2 separate regions of the Homo sapiens genome follow, and region 1 is linked to region 2. Evidence: read pairs that join two places in POLR2A ChIA-PET (ENCODE). Cell type or tissue: OCI-LY7. All regions are shown on one strand.

Region 1 (8,000 bases), 88 kb before region 2:
GCAAGATAATAGCTCTTATTAGCAGACTAAAAAAAAAAACAATTTGAATTTTTATTTAAAATCCTGTTATCTGTTAAAATGTATTTAAATAATGTCCCAGAAAGCTTCTATTTAGCACTAAAAGCATGCTGAATCATAAGCAAGTTTTTAAAATGAATTGAAAGATACTGCTAAAGCATCCAGCAGAGAAGGGTTTAATGGGCATGTCAGGTCATTATTTTTAAGCTGGCAATAACCTAAGTCTACCCTGAACAGATTTATAATCTTATAAAGGAAGGCAGAATGGTCAAAGGAAGGTTCACTCGGCAGCAAGATCAAACTATACTGTAAGCCCTGAGGCAGTTTGCTCCTACAAGGCAAGGAACCAGTCTTTAAACATCTTTACATCCTCAGCATCTAGTCTCATACCCAGCACAAGTAAGCACTGGATAAATGTCTAATGGTGTCAACTCCCAACATATTTTCCTTCCCTGCTTTGCCACAAGGTAAAAATGCAAGGAATTCAGACAGATCATGGAAGGATTTTCTAGCTGTTCAAGTATATTTTTTAAAACGTCAAAAAGGCTATTTCTTTATAATCTTAGAGTTTCAGGGAAATACTTTTCTCAAAAAATGAAGAAAAGCAGGGCTGGGCATAGCAGCTCATACCCGTAATCCCAGCACTTTGGGACGCCAAGGTGGGAAGACTGCTTGAGCCCAGGAGTTCAAGACCAGTCTGGGCAACCTAGAGGTCTTGGCGCTACAAAAAAAAATTTTTTTAATCAGCCAGGTGTGGTGATGCACACCTGCTGTCCCAGCTACTCAGGAGGCTGGGGTGGGAAGATCATTTGAGCCCAGGAGGTCAAGGCTACAGTAAGCTATGATTGTGTCACTGCACTCCCGCCTAGGCAACAGAGTGAGACCCCGTCTCAAACAAAAAAAAAGACAGATAAATATAAGGTGAAAATCTGAAATTTCTTTGTGTCTAAAATATAAACAAAATGAAAATGAAACTAAGATATACAATTATTTTTGTCAATTAAAAATACATAGTGTTAAAAAGAAAAACAAAAAAATGAAATTAGGATAACTTCTTTAAAATATAGAGTTCTTTGGAATCTATTGTTCCTGGAAAGGAACAATCTCCAAGATAAATACTATTAAATGATTTAATATTTAAAAGGGGAATTAAACAAATTTATATACACACAAAATACTTCTAGAAGGAAATGCAAGAAGTAACAGATGTTGCCTTTGAGAAGAGTTGACAGTCTGGAGTGGAAGCTTTTTTTGCTACATATCTTCTTATATTGTTCAAGTTGTTTACTATGGGCATACATTACTCTTTTTAAAAATAAATCAAAGTAGCCAGGCGCGGTGGCTCATGCCTGTAATCCCAGCACTTTGGGAGGCCAAGGCAGGCGGTTCACGAGGTCAAGAGTTCGAGACCATCCTGGCCAACATGGTGAAATCCCGTCTCTACTAAAAACACAAAAATTAGCTGGGTGTGGTGGCATGCACCTGCAGTCCCAGTTACTAGGGAGGCTGAGGCAGGAGAATCATTTGAACCCGGGAGGCGGAGGTTGCAGTGAGCCACGATCGCACCACTGCACTCCAGCCTGGCAACAGAGCGAGGCTCCATCTCAAAAAATAATAATAAATAAATAAAAATAAATAAATAAATCAAAGCAGCAGGTTCTCTTGAGAGTTTATGAGTTAATGAATATCAAATGCTCAGCATAGTAAGCAATATATATATATTCCAATATTGTATTGCACAGAGTATGTATATATGCATACACATGTCTTTACAAATCAACATGAGGGAAAAAGAAAATACCCCAGAAACTAGACACAGAATATGAAATATTAATTCACAAAAAAAAATGGTAACAAATATACAGCACATTTTCAATTTCTCTAGTAATCAAATGCAAATAAAAATTGTTTTTGCCTTTCAGATTTGTAAATTTAAAAGGACCAACAAAATCCACTATCAAAAGGTTGAGGGGAAACAGGACATCTGATATGAGGCTATTGGTGATAATGTTAATCTGCACATGAGTATCCACTGGCCCAACAATTCCACCTCAAGGAATTTAACCTAAGGAAACACAGCAGCTGAAGAGGAGAACAGCCCCGGTCTTCCCCACACAGGATGACTAAATCTTCAACAACAAAACCCACCACCTTTCTTTTAATGAACCAGATAACAGACTTGAGGACAATCACAGCCACTAAAAAGTGAGAGGGAAATCTCGGAAAGGAGAGAGTTCGAGGGGAGTCCCAGTTTCCGCGTATAAACTCAGAGCACGTTTCTGGCAGACCCCTAAACCACACATGGGGCAGACTCCAAGTAGCCCCAGTGAGGCTAAAAGAAATGAATTGATACTTGTGTTGCTGCCCACCACAAGTAAGGCAGAATCTGCAGTTTGAATTCAGCCAACGGTTTCAAAAATAACAATAATCTTCAAAGGAACATAACAAAACTCACACACTCTAAAACATATGATTCACAATGTATAGGATAAATTCAAAGTTACTCTAATGTGAAGAAACAGGAAAATATGGTCCATTCTCACATGAGAAAACAATCAACAGAGGCAATACCTGAGGATGTCCTAGATATGGACATTAGCAGACATATTTTAAAGCGGCAATAACATCTATGCTCAAGGAAAATATGCTTACAGTGAATGAAAAGAGGAAATCCCAGCAGGTAAACAGAAACTGTAAATTCTAAACATAAAAAATCTACAATTAAAAACTCACTGGATGGGAAGAATGGAGATGACAGAAGAAAGGATTAGTGAACCTGAAGACAGATCAATAAAAATTATCTAATGTAAAGAACAGGAAAAAATTTGGGAAAAAAATGAACAGAGTATCAGGGACCTTGAGACAGTATCAAAAGGTCTAACACATCATGGAAGTCCCAGATTATAAGAAATAATAAGCAGAAAAAAAATTTTAAGAAATAATGACAAAATATTTCTTAAACTGAGTAACAAATAGATTTCAGAAGTTCTGCCAACCCCAAGCATGATAAGTTCAAGAAAAACCATACCACAGTACTTAATAGTCAAAAACAGTAAGGAAAAAATCTTGAAAGCAGTCAGAGAAAAATGACACATTAGGTTCAGGGGGAAAACAGTTCAAATTATCACCGACTTCTCATTTCATTCTGGCTAAAGTCACCTTCCATGCTATGCAGAGCTCTATGGAAAGGTGCTCTTGGCAAAGAAATGATGTCTCCAGCCAACAGGCAGCAGGGATCTGAAGCCAGCCAAAAGCTACCTAAGAAAGCTTGGCAGAAGGTGGCTGATATAAAAATGCCCAAGAGAAACCCTCCTATCATTCTACGTAATTGAATGTAAAGCCCCTTTCAACCATGAAGAAACTGGCTGGACAACAGTATACCTACATACCCTTCCTCCTTTACCTAAACTCTCCACTTCTTTTAATTAAAATAAACCACCTGATGGTTTACAGTTTTCAAAGATGTTTCATATGCAAGCTTTCTTTCCAATTTTGATTCTCATTTACAGTATCATAAGTAAGGGTAGGAAACGTGCCTTCACTTTTCAGATAGAATACTGATGCCAAGAAAATTACCTGAGCTCATACAGAAATTTGCCTGAGGTCACAGGGTTACCAGAAATACTAACTCTCCTATGCTTTCGTTTCTGATTTCTGTGCCCTTTCTTCCCCTCAAAACCCAAATGGTGGGTACGTTTAGAATAAAATTGTGAGTGGAAAAAAAATTCTAGTTCCTTTTTCGCCTCATATCAAATCAACCATCAGAGACCATCTTGTAAGAAACATTCTGAAGTCTGATTACCATTTAACCACAGAAAATAAAAAGAAAGAATTAAATATAACTATTTCCCTTGTTTTACTTTTTTAGACAACAGAATCACAACTAAAAGAGCATCTGAAAAGCAAAAATATTTACACTCTTAGTTTGAGGTTCCACTTGCTATTCGAGCTCTAACCTTGACTTACCCCGAGTCTCCAAGTCAGTCAAGTTCTGTGGCCTGAAGAGATGAGACAGCAACAAATAAGAATGGAAGGGAAAGAGACAGACTAGAAGGAGAAGAAAAGGAAAAAGATGCCAACATTTAAAATAAGAGACTCTAGTTCAACCTGTACCTCTTTCCTTTCAGTGACAATTATACCTTACATTTAAATAGAAATTTGACATTTTTTTCAAAGAATTGTCACATCTATTATTGTCAATCTGTCCTCTCAATTCCATGCAAGCAGTATGGAAGATACAAATAACAGGGCATCATCTGACAAAAAAGAACTGAGGGGCTGTGACCCCAATTTCTTTATGGGGTTCAAGGTGTTTTAGGTTTTTTAATTTGAAGAATTTAGAATTATAAAATACGAAGAATATAAAACTTTTCAAAATAGGCTGGGTTTCCTCACCTGAAATTGGCATGCACATTTCAAACCATCTCCATCTTCTTTACAGACTCCTCCATATTTACATGATGACTCATCACAAACTCTTACGTCAGACTCCCTCACATTTAATTCTGCAAAAGAAAAAAATTGTTTGACATATATATTTGGCTTTTTATTACGTGTGTGTGTCTGTGCGCGTGTGTGTGTGTGTATGAAAAAGTCCTTAAAATGTATTGAGCCCCCCCATTCAGAAGTGTAATAAGACATAACTATACAAAAAGAAATTCTGTAAGACACAAAATGCTCAGTATTCCCCAAACAGAATCCTGCATAGTAATGAGCCTAAAAGTAACTCAAAATAGAACTCAAAATTTCAGGACTTAACATAATTTCCAAAGGTAAATCTGTGGAATTTTTCCATTTTGCCTTCTAAGGCCTTAAGGTAGCAATCTTACTATTTCTTATTTAACATTTTAGGTTATTTTTCTAGTAAGTTACTTTTAAGGCTAATGAGAATTAACAGTAATATTAATTAAATGAGATAAAAATTATCTTAATTATTTTGGTATGCAGAATAAATTTTGGGTGATCATTATTCATTCTAGGCAAACTATTTTAACTACAAAAGAACAGTGAATCTGAATTTCATACAATAAATAATATGGAGCATTTGTGTACACAGAATTAAAGAGATTCAAAATCTTACTAGACTTAAAACTTTTAATGGACTGAATTAAGTTGACTCTACCAAAGCAAGCAGAGCCAATCAACAATACCAGAATTCTGTGGTCATATTGCTCCTGCTCCAACATTAAGCATCAAATTAAGCTTCAAGGTTAGTGCTTGAAGCTGCCAATCAGTGAAAGTGGGTGAAAATCACTACAATGCAATTTTCATATACTTTGTATGGGGAATGAGAGCTTACAAAAACAAATGCACTTAGGCAAACAATAAACAAATGACTGTTTAAAAAAAAAAAAACCATCCCAGTGTAGTGGTGAATACATGAGTCTGGGAGCAGAGAGAGTCCTAGATTAACTCCTGATTCTGCTGCTCAAAAGCTAAGACTCTCTGGGAAAAGAGCAAGGACTCCTGTATCTCTAGATCATGATGAGGTCCCGGCAAAGAGATCTAAGGGAGCATTTCTCCAGTTATCCCCATTCCTGGTTGTTTTCTATTTCTAGATTTCAAAGCAGGACTCAGTAAACTAAGTCAAGGGAATTCTATGTCCGGTGACAACTGTCCTAGTGATATTTCATTACCTCTCTCTACCCCATTTATTCCCACTGCTCTGCAGTGGTGTCTTGGGTCTCCTACTCCTAGCTCACCCTCCGAGGAGCTGGCAATCAAGTACCTGAATCCCTAAGGAGTTGACAGTCAACAGTACCTACTTGAGTAGTCACTGTCAACTAAGTACTGCACAAGGGCAAGATCACATCTAGGTGGGTTACAAAAAAATTATCTTTCTTAAATGATTTCTGGGTTACAAAAAATTATTTTCCTTAAATGATCTCAGGTGCACAGAACTGGATTAAAGCTCAAGCACTCACCAAAAAAAAAAAAAAAAAAAAAAAAGACATGAGTGGAAACTTAAAGCAAGAGAAAGCTAACACAAGCATTTTGTTATTCTTACTGTTTCACAAACTATTCCAGGTAGAGAAGGCCATCTTTTCATTCCTCATCACCCTGGCTGTGGAAGCTTTATGTCCTTGGTTCTCCTTACCTCCCCATTTTTGCTGTCTCTTCCCTTTCCCCCTTGACCTTGCTTTAGCTCTTGAGGCTCAATCCTAGGTATAGGGATTTTCCCCCTATCTACCCACACTTCTGCTAGGAACTTGGACAAGGTCTGGTTCCAATTACTATCAAAGACACATCTTCAGACAAAAGGAAGATAACAAAATATTAATAAAGAACTGCCCTGTAAAAGAGGGTAAGAATGTACAATATCTGCTCAACTAAGAGCTTAATCAAGTTTAGGGGCTACAGAAATAAGAACTGCACAATTTGACTAATGAAATACAGTGCATTTGTCTTTTCTCCTTTCTCTGTAGGCTTAAAGTTCACACTGGGTTCTATTACAACCAGACATAAAAAACAAGAATAAGTAAAGTTTTTATTTTGTCTGCGAGGCAAGATAATACTCTGAGTTATGATTTGCTACTTTGAGACTCTTGAATTGTAATGTTTTACCTGTTGTACTTTACAGGTACAGTGGATTGCAAGCTAGAACCTAAACCATCCCTGCCACCAGGAGTCACATTTGGTAACCCCAAGGAATGTTTGTATGAGGGACTACAGAATACTTTAGGGGAATAATCATCCCTGCTAATGTGAGGCAGAAAAGCTTGGTCCCACTGGCTGGGCCTGGTGGCTCACGCCTGTAATCCCAGCACTTTGGGAGGCTGAGCCAGGTGGATCACCTGAGGTCAGGAGTTCAAGACCAGCTTGGCCAACATAATGAAACCTTGTTTCTACTAAAAATACAAAAATTAGCTGGGCATGGTGGTACATGCCTGTAGTCCCAGCTACTTGGGAGGCTGAGGTGGGAGGATCACTTGAACCCAGGAGGAGGAGGCTGCAGTGAGGAGATCGTGCCACTGCACTCCAGCCTGAGTGAAAGAGCAAGACTCTGTCTCAAAAAAAAGAACTTGGCATAAACACAGCCTTGAACAAGAGAAGTGATCCTGAGCACAGTCCCTTCTAAAGACTTGGTTTGCTCCTCCAGCCCAGCTCCAAGAACTCATAACAGAGACAGAGGAGCTACAACAAAGAAACTAAAGAATGATTTTCACTAAAAACGAAGTGATAAGCTCTGCTTTGATGCTCACACAAGACATAATACATGGGGAGAAAGGAGCTGGGACACATCAACAGTCCCTGAATATCAGCAATGTATCTAGCAGGATAGCATAAGACCAAGGAGATGGTAGTGTCGGGCAAAGAGGCAGACCTCTGATATCTGACAGGAGGTACCAACGTGCAACTGCAGAGGCAGCAAACAGCACAGGAAGAAAAAGACAGGTGTCATGTAGCAGTGGAATGCATTAGTGGGCACACATCAAACACAATTTGGTGACTCCCGGAATAAATCTTGGAGGGAGGCATTTATGAGGGTGCTAGAGGTCCTATATCATTAATAGGTAAGGGTAAAAGTCATGAAATTCTGATTACTCTGGTTATTAGTCATATTTTATTTTATGCATATCTTGCTATCAAATCCATGCTAGTTTCATGTGTGTTCATGCATAAATGTGATTAGTTTATCATCAGAAAGCCATTACTAAGCATCTACTAGGTACTTAAAACTATGCTAAGAATTTTGGACACACAGGAAAAAAATGTAACGGGATGATCTTGCTAATATATGCAACAATTAGTGATGAATTCAATACAGTCTATAATTAAGGGGCTAAATGCGTCATACAGTCTATGACTGCTGTAGGAGTTCAAGAGACAGGGGACAAAACTGGATTTGAGGCATAGGGTGCAGTGTCAGAAAAAACAAGACTTGTATTGACCTTGAAAAATTAATAAGGCTTTTTTATCATAATAAAGCTAATACAGGATCATTATAAAGAATTTGGAAAAGATATTTTAAATATAGAATG
Region 2 (8,000 bases):
GCTTTAGTTAATAATAATGTATCAATATTTGTTCATTGATTGTGACAAAGATACCATTCTAATGTAAGATATTAACAATAGAGAAACTAGGTGTGGGATATATAGGAGTACTCTGTTCTATCTTCACAGTTTTTCTGTAAATCTAAAACTACACAAAAATAAAAAGTTGATTTTTAAAAATTGGCTTCTATGTTATAGACACCCTTAACAACACTAAAAGACAAAATCAAAACAATGATGTACTATTTTCAGATACCAGATTGACCAAAATGTAAAACTGTTTGGAAAAAATGGGTTCTTTCATGGAAGTGTAAATCGATAGGAGCTTTTTAAAGGGCAGTTGCTCTCAGAATGTTAAAATGTGTATTCCTAGGTATCTAGAGAACGACTACTTTCACATATGCAAAAAAGGGCATGCACAAGGGTTTCCTAAAGCATCATTAAACCTAACTTCTATCAAAAAGGAAATGATTAAATAAGCTATGGAATAGTCATATTTAGAACACCGTATTTCGGCCGGGCGCAGTGGCTCACGCCTGTAATCCCAGCATTTTGGGAGGCAGAGGCGGGCGGATCACGAGGTCAGGAGATCGAGACCATCCTGGCTAACACGGTGAAACCCTGTCTCTACTAAAAATACAAAAAATTAGCCGGGCGTAGTGGCGGGCGCCTGTAGTCCCAGCCACTCAGGAGGCTGAGAGAGGAGAATGGCGTGAACTCGGGAGGCGGAGCTTGCAGTGAGCCGAGATCGCGCCACTGCACTCCAGCCTGGGCCACAGAGCGAGACTCGGTCTCAAAAAAAAAAAAAAGAACACTGTATTTCATTAACTCGAGGATGTGACCCGCTATAGCCTTCGTTATTTCATACATCATTAAGAAAGAAAAATGATCCTAATTAAGCTATGACACAAAGCTTTCTTGCCATTTATAATTTTTATTTTATACTTATTGAAAAAGCTAATTAAGGCTTAAGACATCTTTAGTTCCATATTATCCTTATGCATAAATTAAAAGGATTCATGAAATAAATTGATTACCATATAGCTAAATCCTCTTCTCAGAGTCTGAACCTTCTGTATAATGTTTAGACTCAGAATCATCAATATGCCAGGCTGCTAACCTCCATTCTGCAAGTTTTGATGCATACCCAGCAGGCAATGACAACCACATCACTATTGCTGCCTTGCTAGCTGACAGCAACTGTAAGATGCATACCAATCTGAGAGATCATAAAATGTGAATAAAAAAGTGTGCCTTAGAAACAAGAGTATTTTGCAGCAGCTAAAGGAACTGAGGAATTCTAATTCATATTGCTAAGAAAAAATAGCAAGTTGCAAAAAATAATATGCAGTATAAGCACATTTATGGAAAAAAGCAAAATAAACCTCTATGTTTGTGGGACATTCCCTGAAAATTTGGCTACTCAAATTTTCTTCCTTTTTTTTTTTTTTTTTTTTTTTTTTTTTGATACAAAGCCTCTCTCTGTCTCCCAGGCTGGAGTGCAGTGGCGCGATGTCGGCTCACTGCAACCTCCGCCTCCCGGGTTCAAGCGATTCTCCTGCCTCAGCCGCCGGAGCAGCTGGGACCACAGGCTCGCACCACCATGCCCGGCTAATTTTTTTGTATTTTTAATGGAGATGGGGTTTCACTATATTGGCTAAGCTGGTCTCAAACTCCTGACCTCAGGTGATCCGCCCACTTTGGCCTCCCAAAGTGCTGGGATTACAGGCATGAGCCACCACATCCGGCCTCAAATTTTCTGTACTTGAAAATTCTATACTTTAGATACTTGAAATTACCTTTCAAGTATCTATAGAATGGCATGATAAGGGGGACCTCACAGCTCCCCTTTATTGTGCCATTCTATACTTTAGACACTTGAAAAGTAACTTTCCCAGACTCCTGTTGAGAGGTCAACTTGATAAAATTCCTGTCAATGAGTAGCAGGCGGGTATTCCCTTAGGCTCCTTTTCTTGAATGAAAATATAAAACTTCACAAGAAGATGACTTTTGGCTTTTCTTATCTAGTACATGCACACAATTCCTCGAGAAGCAGCAATCATCTTATGACCACAAGGACAAAAGTCACATGCTGGGAGTGGTAAACTGAAAGATAGAAGGACCCTAAGCGCCTGAGAGCATTGTTGAGCTGAGCTGCCATGCACTCCCGCTGTGCGCTGCCTGCTCCTGGGCTTCTTTCCTCTCCTTTTCTTTGTGTGGTAAAATATACATAAAATTTACCATTTTAACCATTTTTTGGTTTTGTTTTGGTTTTGAGGTCTTGCTCTGTCGCCCAGGCTGGAGTGCAGTGGCGCGATCTCGGCTGACTGCAACCTCTGCCTTCCGCGTTCAAGCGATTCTCTTGCCTCAGCCTCCTGAGTAGCTGGGATTACAGGTGCGCGCCACCACGCCCAGCCAATTTTTGTATTTTTAGTAGAGACGGGGTTCCACCACGTTGGTCAGGCTGGTTTCGAACTCCTGACCTCGTGATCCACCCGCCTCGGCCTCCCAAAGTGCTGGGATTACAGGCGTGAGCCACTGCGCCCGGCCCATTTTAACCATTTTTAAGTGTACAGTTCAGTGGCATTAAGTGCATTCACATGGCTGTGCAACCATTTTCACCATCCATCCAGACGTTTTCATCATCCTCAACTCTGCACCTGTTAAACACTAACTCCTCATTTCTGCCCTACCTGCAGCCTCAGGTAACCATTATTCTATTCATCTGTCTTTGTGTATAATATTTGACTATTCCAGATACTTCATGTAACTGGAATCATACAACATGTGTTCTTTTGTGTATGTTTTTTTTCACTTAGCATAGTGTCTTCAAGGTTTGTCCATGTTGTAACTTGCATCAGAATTTCACTCTTTTTAAAGGCTGAATAAGGTTCCGTATATACCACATTTTGTTTATCATTTATACGGGGACATTTGATTTGTTTCCCCCGGGCTTTTGTTTGTTTGTTTTGTTTTTTCAGGGTTTTACTCTGTTGCCCAGGCTGGAGGGCAGTGGGGCGATCACTGCTCGCTGCAGCCTCAACCTCCCAGGCTCAAGCGATCCTCCAACCTCATGATAATGGTTATAATAGCACTTGCCATTTACTGGGCTTTTTCTGCGTACCAGGCAGTGCGCTAAGCCCTTGATACATACGACGTCATTTAATCTTCACAAAATCCCTGTGATGCACACAACTACAATCAACTACATTTGATACAGGTAGCGATTGAAACTTGGACAGATAACTTGCCCAAGGCCACACACAGTCACACCAGACACTGGAATCTGGATCTGTCTCACTGCAAAGCAGCAATTCTTGACCACTAAAGTAATTGAAAAAAAAAAAAAGCAAAATCAATAGACTCGATGTGAGCAGTAAAAGACGCATCGTGTGTAAACTAAGGTCAGTCTCTGACGGGTTCTCTTTGAGTACCCCCGGGACACCCACTAAACGGCCCCAAGAGCGCTAACCCCACAGAGCCCTAGAGGTTTTCCTGCTCCTATCCCATCCACGTTTTCCTCGTCACTGCAGTCTAAGCTTCGCGAGCTCCTCCCCTTCTTCGCCACTGGCTCCTCCTACGCAAGCGCACTGTGACCCGGAACTTGACTACCGTTCAGCGTGTCTCCCAGAGCTGCTGCGCTGGAGCTGAGGGAGCGCGCAGAGCGGGGCGGTTGGGCGGGGCCTCTGTGTAAGCTGCGGGGCTTCGCGGGCTTTGGGTTGGGGAATGAATGGCGTGGACCGTACTTGTCAAATGGAAGGAGTCGCAAAAATTTCGATTGCACAAGTGTTTCATCCATCCCTCCATTTACTCCAGAAGTCTGTACAATGTCAATGACTGCTGTGTGCTGGCACCCACCTGGCACAACGACTGTGCTCCCTGCGTACCCGCACTTGATGGATACAGCAGTTCATGAAGGAAATGGGGACTAGGGGATGTGAAAGATGTTCCTGGAACCTCCCTCCTTGCTCACAGCCCCCATTTCCCTATCCCCTCACCCCACCACCAAAATTCATATAGGAGATGTCGGTATCTAGCAGGAATGGCACCAGGTTGTCTCTAGGGTTACCATTCCATGCTCCTCTGTTATCCAGAGGACCCGTACTTACCCCATGCGCATTCATCTGAGGGTCATGTAATGGCCTTTTTTAGTGTCAATGTCCTCCTAAGACTGTATGATCTAGGATGGTAGAGACAAGGTCTTGCTCACACTTGAGTCCCCTGACAGTTGAATACCCAGATCCTAACGCAGAGTTTGGCCCAGGTAAGATTCAGATTTACCTCAATATAAGAAACACAAATGAGCAGCTACTCTGTACAGTAGGCTATGTGATATATAGCATACAAAAATAGGCTAAGTCCGCTTTCTAGGAGCTCACAGTCTAGGAGGGTTGGAACGCTTTTCATAAGATAAGGTGAGGAAAGGGGGCACTCAACAAAGGAGCAAATAGCTAGGGATGGGGACTGTCGAAGGCAGACCATTGATCCTTAACGCTGGTCCCCAGGGACAGAGAAAGAGAAAAGGGAGTGGGGGAGGGAGGGGAAGAAAAGTAGTAATTTTGTTTTGCTTGCTTATTTGTATTTTTGTGCCAAACTATTTTTTTTCTATTATGTTTTCTCAAAAGTTGAATATTTTCTCACATCTGCAGCAACCTGGGCCATTATTGCATAAATTCCTCTTTCCTCAATGTCTGCTTCATGTCAGTCCTCTAACCTCTCTCTCCCAGTTCTTCCTCCTGACACCTACCACTCCTCTGATTGCTTAACAAGTGTTAAATTGTAGAAATGGTTTCTGTTCTCATTGTTCAGCTTCACAACCACTTTATTTCTAGAACATATGGTCTCTAACTCATTAAGAAATAGCCGAACTGACCGGGTGCGGTGGCTCACGCCTGTAATTCTGGCACTTTGGGAGGCCGAGTCGGGCGGATCACGAGGTCAGGAGATCGAGACCATCCTAGCTAACACGGTGAAACCCTGTTTCACAGGCTAAAATACAAAAAATTAGCCGGGCGTGGTGGCGGGCGCCTGTAGTCCCAGCTACTCGGGAGGCTGAGACAGGAGCATGGCGTGAACCTGGGAGGCAGTACTTGCAGTGAGCCGAGATCACGCCACTGCAATCCAGCCTGGGCGACGGAGCAAGACTCTGTCTGAAAAAAAAAAAAAAAGAAAAGAAATAGCCAACTATCTATCTATATACACCATTTTATAATTTCCCAATTCCAAAAAGCTTTTCATTTATCCAGTTTTTTGTTTTTGCTTTTTTTTTTTTTTTTTTTTGAGACAGAGTCTTGCTCTGTTGCCCAGTGCAGTGGCATGATCTCACCTCACTGCAACCTCCACCTCCCGGGTTCAAGCGATTCTCCTGCCTCAGCCTCCTGAGTAGCTGGGATTACAGGCACGTGCCACCACACCCAGCTGATTTTTGTATTTTTAGTAGAAATGGGGTTTCACCATGTTGGCCAAGCTGGTCTCAAACTCCTGACCTTAGATGATCCACCTGCCTTGGCCTCCCAAAGTGCTGGGATTACAGGCATGAGCCACCGTGTCCGGCTCCATCCATCCAGTTTTATAAGCAAGCATAGTAATCTGGTAGATTTATTTGACACTATCCCCACCCTTACATTCTCATATCCAATATATTATCAAGTTTTGTCAATGTTATGTCCCGCACATTTCTCAAACCTGTCTGTGTCACACCATCTCTACCAGCACCTTAATCCAAACTTTTACCTGGATTAATACTATACTCACCTCAATTTCATTTTTGTTTGTCTGCCAATCCATTCTCCCCAGAGCAGAATAATAATATTCTTAATATGCAAATCTAATCTGCCATTTGATCCTAACACCTGTCAATGATTTACTTTCATTTCAAGGTTAAAGACCAAAATCCTTAGTGGGACCTACAATATTGCCCTGCCAAAATCTTCACTCTATTTTACTTTGTTCTATCCACTTTGTCTTTCTGTCTTACCCACTGGCCTTCTTTCAGTTCCTTAAAAACACCCTTCTACCACAGGGACTTTGCACATACTATTCCCCCTACTTCATGTATTATTTTCCTTGTTCTTCATATTCTTAGCAACTACACATCCTCTAGGTCTCAGATTTAACATCACTTCTTAAGAGAAACTATCTCTGACTCCCAGATCAAGTCATTACAAAGATGAATTCTGCCAAGTAAGCGTGATCAAAGTAAAAGTGTGTGTTCAGAACTCCATTTGCTCCTCCTGGTGCACTCTTCACGTTTCTCTGCCATGCCTTGTGGCTAAGCAGGCTGATTTGTGTGGACTACACCAACATCTCCCTGGCCTCCCTGGCCCTCAGAGCAAATGAGGGTGTCAAGGTGTTTATCCCCTGCACCTCCAAGCTGGGTCGCTGCACGCTGGCTACTCCCTCAACCAAGTGCCAGCTACAGCTTTTGTCAGGCAGCTGTCTCCATGGAGGTTTCTTTGTCTCCAAGTTCTAGGAACTGCTGCCTCCTCTCGCTCCTCCAAGCTAAGGGGTACCATCAACAGTGCTATCACATACTACATTATTACTTCTGGTTCCCCTAATCCCTGCCCACTCCTTTGTAAATAGTTCTTGTATTTAACACTTTTCAAATTACCCTCTTGCTGTTTGCCATCTGTTTCCTCTGGGGACCCTGACTGCGACATTGCCCTGGGGAATTTTTGGTGTAACTAAAGTTTACATCATTGGTGTCAAAACTTTTATTTATGGCCAACCAAAAGGATTATCTAGTCCTTTATATTTATAAAATGGAATACTATATGGTTACTGAAAAAGCATGTTTTTGAAAATAGAAACAGGATAGAAATATGTTGAATTTGGTCTCAATTTTATTTTAAAAAATCTTAACTAATATTTGTCTCTATTCAACAGATATGCTTCAAAATGTTAATAGTTGCTTTCAGAGTGACAGAATTACTTTTTTGTATATGATTTTCTCTATTTTCCTGGTTTTCTGCAATAATATTACATTTTTATGATAATAAAGATATATAATATATATACATACACGTTATTTTAAGACATTTTTAATTGATCCAATTATTCAAGTTATAAAATCCATTAATTAATTAAAGTATAAATTAAACAAGACAATGAAAGTATATTGCCTAGGACACTACTTGCACGAGGTGGACACTCAATGTATCAATAACAATTTATCATGACAAATAAATGTTTTCCAAACTTCTCAGCTTTATTAAACAAAATACAGAGAACACAAATTAGACTTTTCTGGATGACTTGGGAATATTAATTATCATATTGTACTTTAATAGGATGCTCTGAGCTCATTTAATTCAATTCTTTCATTTAACATACCAAAAAAAATCTGTAAAATAGAATCATCCCCAGAGAGGTTAAGTGACTTCCCTGAGGTCATATACAGCTAATTAGTGCTCTCAGCTCATTTTTTTCTCTCTAAAGACTTCCTCCAAGATCTGCTTCCTTTCCTCCAGAGAAATACTTCTTTTCCTATATTTGTCAGTACGTGCAACTTATTTAATTCTATTGCAAACTTTTTTTTGACTAATTAACCCTATTCCTAACTCTGTAATACTACATTATGTATTTTTTCTTTCTCTCTCCTTGTCTCAGTTCTATTTTGATTCTGGAAATAGATGTTATCAAGTGAAATGAATACTAATAATAGATAACAGTGAAAGAAAATAAAATAGATTCAGAATAAACTTAGATTTAAGAATGAGTTGCTGCAACTATCTGAGGCTGGTGACGCAGTTGGTAAAAAGAATTTACCAAGGCAGGCTGGGCATCATGGCTCACTCCCGTAATCCCAGCACTTTGGGAGGCCGAGGTGGGCAGATCAGTTGAGCTCAGGAGTTTGAAACCAGCCTGGCCAACATGGTGAAACCCCATCTCTACTAAAAATACAAAAATTAGCTGGGTGTGGTGGCACATGCTGGAATTATACCAGCTACTTGGGAAGCTGAGGAGGGAGGATCGCTTGAACCAGGGAGGCAGTGGTT

The links. Peaks named below come from ENCODE experiments on the same cell type or tissue, not always from the same donor. Only the 100,000 strongest peaks of a DNase experiment are listed, where the experiment ranks them.
Region 1: POLR2A ChIA-PET joins it to region 2 with 5 read pairs; 3 of 35 experiments call an interaction of 5 or more read pairs at or near these places.

Annotation. Positions count from the first base shown.
Region 1 is chr9:100,495,288-100,503,287 of GRCh38, reverse strand. It overlaps MSANTD3-TMEFF1 (MSANTD3-TMEFF1 readthrough), which reads right to left. Exons shown (of 10, transcript NM_001198812.1): 2 at 4,414-4,523. It overlaps TMEFF1 (transmembrane protein with EGF like and two follistatin like domains 1), which reads right to left. Exons shown (of 10, transcript NM_003692.5): 2 at 4,414-4,523. Among named protein-coding and RNA genes, the nearest start is that of TMEFF1, 26 kb to the right of the region's middle. In OCI-LY7, no CTCF peak of the experiment used is centred here; no DNase peak of the experiment used is centred here; H3K4me3 peaks cover 356 bases.
Region 2 is chr9:100,407,385-100,415,384 of GRCh38, reverse strand. No RefSeq gene overlaps it. Among named protein-coding and RNA genes, the nearest start is that of MSANTD3, 16 kb to the left of the region's middle. RefSeq lists a silencer at 3,664-3,753. In OCI-LY7, no CTCF peak of the experiment used is centred here; a DNase peak (open chromatin) is centred at 3,594; H3K4me3 peaks cover 1,437 bases.